Linked DNA regions of Homo sapiens: all the other regions are linked to region 1. A link is an interaction called in ENCODE POLR2A ChIA-PET data of the cell type or tissue named here. Cell type or tissue: A673. All regions are shown on one strand.

Evidence for each region. ChIA-PET counts read pairs that join two places held together with the same protein. Peaks named below come from ENCODE experiments on the same cell type or tissue, not always from the same donor. Only the 100,000 strongest peaks of a DNase experiment are listed, where the experiment ranks them.
Region 2: POLR2A ChIA-PET joins it to region 1 with 5 read pairs; 2 of 35 experiments call an interaction of 5 or more read pairs at or near these places.
Region 3: POLR2A ChIA-PET joins it to region 1 with 11 read pairs; 8 of 35 experiments call an interaction of 5 or more read pairs at or near these places.

What each region holds. Positions count from the first base shown.
Region 1 is chr2:64,311,465-64,313,964 of GRCh38, forward strand. No RefSeq gene overlaps it. Among named protein-coding and RNA genes, the nearest start is that of MIR4433A, 28 kb to the right of the region's middle. In A673, a CTCF peak has its summit at 1,082; DNase peaks (open chromatin) are centred at 637 and 997; H3K4me3 peaks cover 282 bases; H3K27ac peaks cover 1,640 bases.
Region 2 is chr2:64,389,964-64,392,463 of GRCh38, forward strand. It overlaps LGALSL-DT (LGALSL divergent transcript), which reads right to left. Exons shown (of 3, transcript XR_002959392.2): 3 at 993-2,500. Among named protein-coding and RNA genes, the nearest start is that of MIR4433B, 50 kb to the left of the region's middle. In A673, no CTCF peak of the experiment used is centred here; no DNase peak of the experiment used is centred here.
Region 3 is chr2:64,025,485-64,027,984 of GRCh38, forward strand. No RefSeq gene overlaps it. Among named protein-coding and RNA genes, the nearest start is that of VPS54, 7.3 kb to the left of the region's middle. In A673, no CTCF peak of the experiment used is centred here; no DNase peak of the experiment used is centred here.

The DNA.
Region 1 (2,500 bases):
GAGGAAGCCAGTGCATCTGCAAAGGCCTGCAGGTCAGGCCCAGCTCTCAGGGGCCCCGCCAGGGGAACCTCCTCCAGCAGATAACTTGAATGAAGGGCAGGCCAGACACCGAGGGAAGTTAGCCCAGTGAGGCGGCCCTTGTGCCCCAGGCTCAGGGAAGGAAGGTGAGTTCAGAATCAGAATCAAAAGACGGTGTAATTAGAAGCTGCAAGTGGATACACATGAGGGCGTAATACCTGCCGTCACGCAGCTGAGAGCGCTCGGGGCACTCTGGAAGAAAGCGCAAATTCAAAGTAATATTATCATCTTAATTATAATTAGAACCTGCAAGTGGAGTCTTGAAAGGCATTTATAGCATATCCTTACTTGTTTAGGTCAGCTTCCCAGAAAGAGGGGGAAAAATAGACTTGGACTTTTTTAATTTAGGCAAGAAATAGATCGGCCCATGCGTCAGGGCTGCTGTCTAGAGCCCCCTATGTGAGGGACGTCTTTTGGGGCTCAGTTTATTAAAGCTCTGCCTAGAGCCTAAAAGCTCAATATGGCAGAAAATAGGCTTTTTTTTTTGTAAGCTTTAGAGGGCTGCAAGCCAATTGGAAGCTTCCACCCGCTGTGAAGTAGTGAGACTGGTAAAATAGCTAGTAAATTACCCCTGACTCAGGGCCCATTGAGTGATAGGTCTGCAAAGCAGAGCACGAGGGGAGGACGGCCAACAAATATCCGGGGGAACCCCAGTTGTTCCTGGTTATCCCTTGGCTGATTGTCTGGACTGAGGATAATTCAGACTTGCTAAGCTTTTTCCTCTCACTTTCTACCCCTCTTAGAGGACAGGAGGCATCAGACAGGGGCCCGAGGGAGAAATGCTACCCCTTATTTAGCTGTTGTGGGAAGCTCTGGTGAAAACCCCATGAAAGCAAGTTGGGGCTGATGGTCACAATGAGGTCTCTGCTTCTATGGAATTCAGCCGCCCACGCTGCTCCCGTGCCCGGTCCCTGTGAACAATCCAGAAACAGCTGTGATTGGCAGAGCCACTGAAACCAGAGCTTCGTAGACGGGAGGAAAACAATCACGCCACTGTGTGGTGCAACTGGGTTTGCAGGCTCCCTGACAGATGAAGACAAATGTTGCATAACAGCTTATGAAAAATTGGCTTAAAAAAACTCTGCATACCTGGGTCATAGTCAATGAGAACTAATGTAGGTGCTTCTATCCCATCTCCTATTCCCAAAATTTAGGCACCCAATCTCCCTTGGTTTCCAAGGGCCCCTTTCATGCCCAGCTCTGCCCTGTCTCATGCTCGAAACCCATTTCTTGATCCCCTTTCCCTTCTCCACTCAGCTCCTACGTTCCAAACTTACCTACCCTTAGACCAATTCCTTAAGGACTCTGATAGTTTGACAATCAGCAGTTTGGGACTAACGTATCTCCTCTTCCAGATAACATTCGATCCTACCTGGAGCTTCACGGAGTTGTGCCCTCATCTAAAAGGAGGCTGTGGGGGAATGTTTGAGGCGCCGTCTGGCCCCGGGGGGAGACAGTTCAGTGTAGGGCGTCTCTCAACAGCACCAGATGCATACAAGTCTGAAGTCTTGGAGCATCAGGACTTTTTTTTTTTTTTTTCAATTTTGCTCTGAGCTTTTTGGCGACTATCCTTGCTCAAATAAGTTTTTCTCTAAGTTTCTAATTCATAGGTTTGTCATGATTCACATTTAAAACAAATTTTAATCATTCCCACCTCCCCTCCCCCCCCGCCCTTAAGTGTTGTAGCAGCTTTTCCCCTGGGTGGAAAGAAACCTGGAGTCTGTTCCAAAAACTTTGGAAAAGGAAGCCCGGATCTCTCCAGTGCTCACTATATACTTTCCATGCACGGGAGTGGTTTACTGTAGCAAAGAGTATTTTGTTATGCCTTCTGGGTAATTTTGTGCAAAAATTTACAATGTCAAGGGAACATGGTTATTAGGAGCAAACCGTACAACTCCTTATCTGTTTCTCCACAGGCGCTAGCCATGGGGTTCAGAGCCAAGTGCCAGCTCTTCCTGCTAAAAATGTTCTCAATTTGGTCTCCGCCAGCAGTGAGGACAGCAGTGTGAATGTGTGAATTCTTGCTCCAAACTGGCTAGAACCAAGTTTTGTAAATGTCATTTCTTGGGATGCTGTTTTATCTGAGAAATCACATTTCACCAGCAGCACTGAAACTAGCTGATGATGCCATAATAAGTTCTGACTCCTGCAGGGAGAAGCTCTTTGAGGCCCTTTTTCAATACAGCTGACATGTTTTTCATTTAAGAGCCTTTTTAGGACAAGTTTAAACTCTCACATCACTCTATAAATCTTATGAAATGAAAATCAAATTCAGTACAGTTACAAGCTGTTCAATTCTATCTCCTTTATAACATTTATAACTAATATAACAGAAAATTTAAAAACCCTCTTTTGTGCTTTCTACCAAGGCGGCAATATGGACTCAATATACACAAAATGTAGAACTGAAAATGAATTACAT
Region 2 (2,500 bases), 78 kb after region 1:
AACCTTACTTGGTCATGATGTATTATCATTTTTGTGTATTTCTGAATTCTATTTGCTAATATTTTGTTAAGGATTCTTGTGTCTATGTTCACAAGTATATTTGTCTGTAATTTTCATTTCTTCAAATGTCTTTGTCAGGTCTTAGTATGAAAGTTATGCTGACTTTATAAAATGAAAGTTTCCCTTCTTCTCTCTTTTTGAAAGAGTTTATGCAAGATTTGTATTTTTTCCCTTAAATTTTTGATAGAATTTACAAGTGAAATCATAGAGCCTTGGAGTTTTCTTTGTGGAATATTTTTTATAGTTAATTCAACTTCTTTATGAAATATGGGTTATTTGGATTATCTATTTCTTCCTGTTTTGATTTTGATAAGTTGTGTTTTTCAAGGAATTTGTTCATTTCACATAAATTATCAACTTCATTGCCATAAAGTTGTTCATAGCATTTCTGAATTATCATTATAACCTGTAAGATTGGTAATGATATCCTCTCTTTCATCCCTATATTAGTAAGGTGTATTTTCTCTCTTTTTTAATTGATCGATCTTGTTAGAGGCTTACCAATTTTATGAATCTTTTCAAAGAACCAATTTTTGACTGAGTTAAAAATCCCTGCAGCTTGTTTTCCAATATACTGACTTCTGCTTTTATACTTATTATTTCCTTCTTTCTTTGGGTTTACTTTTCTTTTTGTTCTACATTTAAAAATGGAAATTTGGATAACTAATTTTAAACCTTCCTTCTTTTTCTAATACTAACACATTAGAGCTATTAATTTCCCTCTAAGCACTGCTCTACCTGCACCCCACAAATTTTGAAATATAATATTGAATTTTCATTATCCCTCAATCTGAATATTTTCTAATTCCCCTAAAATGTCTCCTTTGATCCATGGTTATTTATAAATGTGTTATTTAATTTCTAAATATGTAGGATTATCTAGGTAGTTTAATATATGATCTAATTTCATTGTGGTTAGAGAACATACTCTGTAAGATTTCAATATTTTGAAATTTATTGATATAAAACAAGTATATAACTTACCTTATAGAAAGTAGAAAGTGGCCATCAGAGAGGTGTAAATAAAATGCCATGGGAGTTAGAGGAGGGAGAGGTAAATTCCAACTATATTAAACAATGGAAGACTTATGGAAGGAGGTGGGATTTGAGCTGGGTTTTGAAAGATAGATAGAATTGGGAAGTAAGGAGATAGAGGGACAACAGGCAGGAAAAGCTACAGTTAGACTCAGCTTTCTTTAAAAGGCGTAACTATGATTACCTTTTATGAGACCCAAGGCCTCAGAGCACTGCTGGGAAAGTGACTGCAGACCCATGGCCCCAGTATTCTTCTCTCAGTTGCCTCTAAATATCTGTTTTCAAATAACCACTTAGACATTTTAAACTCTGAATTTGGCCACCTCCTGTTTTAGAAACTGAAGCAGTAACATGTACTTTAAACTCACAATGAGAAGGGCCAAATTTCATAACTTGAAAAGCAATTTCCTTTTTATTTTTAGGATATGCACCATTCTATGATTTCTTTTTCTGCCCACAGATCTGGGAGCATGAGTGTGATACACTGAGACATTTGTGTTCCTAGTCACAGCCTCTCCCTTTGGGGAAGTTTAGACTTCTTAATGATGTCATTGGAGAAAACTTCACTTATCTCTATGGTCACATGGCAAGAGTCACTCTTAGAAGTGTCATGGGTAGAAGGCAAGTGGCTCCTCGGGATCTGTGTCATCTGAAAGAAGCTCCTGGTCAGAGCCCCCTGAGCGAGTGATACAAAAAAAAAAAAAAGTCTGGGCCTGAGATCATTATCCTTCAGCCAAACACATGGAGGCCACAATTCAGATCTGCATACTCCCAAATCTGTGTGAGCTGAGACTAATTGTAGTTTTTCCTGCCTGCTGTCCCTCTATCTCCTTATTTCTCAATTCCCAAACACACATAGGCCACAGTTCAGATCTGCTGGCATCTTTAGGGGTGTACAGCCACCATCCCAGAGCTCCAGGGCAGGGCTGGTATTTTCTTCCCCACTTCATATGCCTCAGCTCCCAGAGTGGCATTTGTGGAAGTTCATCAAGTGGACAGGCAGAGCCAGCCTGAGCTTTCTTCTTCCCTGAGCTCTGGTCCACAGCAGGAGTGGACTTTACCCTGAACTTCCCTCGAGAGATAAGACTGTTGCCCTTATCTTTGGTGATTCCTGGGGGTTGAGTTCCCAGTGTGGAAAGGTTGGTTTGGAATGTTTTCTCAGATGTACTCTGACATGCTAACACCCACATTCCTGCCTAAACTAAATAGTCCTGCCAGCCCTGCCAGATGTCATGGTCTTTTGTTGCCATAGATGCCCCTGGAGGAAAGGGGTAAAGGGCTGACCTGGAATAAACATGAGCCCTTGATAGCCATGTCCTTAAAAGACTGAGAAGCCACACCAAGCAAAGTGTGGCTATCAAGACCTCTAGTTCCAGATATAGTCATTGAACATAATTCCTGGCAA
Region 3 (2,500 bases), 290 kb before region 1:
AAAGTCCTTATAAGCCCATGGGCTGCAAGTAAGATCAGTGGTCAGAAGGTATAAAAATTGGCAAGTCAAAGCCAAGTGTGGTGGCTCATGCCTGTAATCCTAGCACTTTGGGAGGCCAAGGTGGGAGGATCACGTGAGCCCAGGAGTTTGAGACCAACCTGGGCCATATAGTGAGACCTCATCTCTTAAAATAATTTTAAAAAGTTATATATATATATATATATATATATATATATATATATATAGAGAGAGAGAGAGAGAGAGAGAGAGAGAGAGAGAGAGAGAAAGAGAGACAGAGAGAGAGAGAAAGGGAGAGAGAGAAAGAGAGAGAACATTGACAGGTCAGAAACTGGACAAATAGGAACTAGGGGCCAAGGTAAAATTATGAATTCTCAACCAAACCGAAAAATGCAACCCAAGACACAACAGAAGAGCACATGAAACAAATAATTCGTACTTCAAACATGAAGCCTTTTATATACTTCCTGCTGGAGCAGGAGTCAACCACAGAGCATATCTGGTACGTGTCTGTACCATGCCTGGTACAAAGTAAGAGTTCAATAACTATTTTGAATGGAAAACACAGGAGTCATGTTCCTATAGGAAAATAGTGACTACATTGTTGAGTAGAACAGAGGATATGGGCATATCTTGACAAATATAAGATTACTTTCAAATTGAACAATTTCCCTAGAAAAGTAGTTATATATACCATTTTGTTAGTCCTGCTATCATATTTTTGCTTTATGTTGCTTTATACAGTATTTGGTTCTTTATTCTATGGAGAATATGTCTAATGAACTAAATTGTAACTATTTCCAGGGTAGGATTTTCTGTTGTTGTTGCAGGGTACTTTTAAAAAATTTCCCTACAGAATCTGGAACAGTATACTACATAGTAGATTTTCAGTAGATGCTTGTTGAGTTAAAATAATTATGAATTACCCATCCTTAGTAAATGGTATTTGGCATAATTAATTTTAATAATGTATAAAACTAGTGGGCAACCTTGAAATCATTCTTGACTTTCATGTACCACATCTAATTTGTCAGCAAATTCTGTTATTTCTACCTTTGAAATATATCTAGACTAAAGACTTCTCACCATTCACACTGCATCCAGACTGATCCAAGCCATCTTGCCCGCAGGGCCCCTGACTGTGGCTGTTGGACTATAATATACTGCTTATTACCGAAGGCACCATTCATACAGACGGCAGGGCGAATGATGCTTCTTGGAGTTGTGCAGTGCAATGATCCTACTTGCCTGGATTTTTGCAAAAGTCTTCTAGGCCATCTCCCCATTTCTGCCTTCTTCCCCCGACCCCACCAGTCTATTCTCAAAACGATAGTCAGCTTGCTTCTGTTGAAACTTAAGTCAGATCAGGTCATTCCTCCAGAAGCTCCCATCTCATTCAGAGAAAAGTTAAAGTTCTTGCAAGGCCCTAGGTGATCTCATCCCACTGTTACCTCTCTGACTTTATCTGCTCCTGCTCCCCCTATTTCTGACAACTGAACTCCTCACGATTCCTGGGAAACACCAGACATGGCCCTGACCTAGAGCATTTGCACTTGCACCTCTCTCTGCCTGGAATTTCCCCAGTTGTCCGCATAGCTAACTCCCTTACTTCCTTCAGGTCTTCATTCAAATATCACCTTCTCAGTGAGGCATTTCTTGACATGCATATTTCTCATTACAACACTAGGCTTTAACTGCTTTTCCACTTTCACCTCTTAGCCTTTATTATTATCTAACCCTCCATATGTTTTACTTATTTATTGTTTATCTGTCCCTAACATGAATGCAAGCTCTTTTGAGGGCAAGGATTTTTTTCTGTTTTGCTTACCACTTTACCACGCAACACCTGGAACAGTGCCTGTTCAAAGTAAGAGTTCAATAAATACTTGAAATAATGAATGAATGACTAAAAAAAAAACTAGCTGTTATAAGTATACACCACTTTCTTTCATGCACTAAGCAGAATAAATAACCAGTTAGTCTAATATCTTGAAAACAACTTGCCATTGATATGTTATAGGACTCAAGATTTTTGTAAGCCACTATTAATTTATTATATTTATGATCAAGATGATACTCTTGGCTCATTTTACATTTGGAGTAATTTAAGTAATAATGTTTAGAAAAGTGTTTTAAATATGCAATTCTGTAATGAAGTAGAACTATAAGGATATAACAGTCAAACATTTATTAGGAAAAAAGCATTTTTTTTTGATACAAAGTCTCGCTCTGTTGCCCAGGCTGGAGTGCAGTGGCATGATCTCAGCTCACTGCAACCTCCGCCTTCTGGGTTCAAGCGATTCTCCTGCCTTGGCCTCCTGAGCAGCTGGGATCACAGGCACGTACCACCATGCCCAGCTAATTTTTTTGTATTTTTAATGGAGATGGGTTTCGCCATGTTGGCCAGGCTGGTCTCAAACTCCTGACCTCAGGTGATCTGCCCACCTCGGCCTCCCAAAGTGCTGGGATTACAGGCATGAGC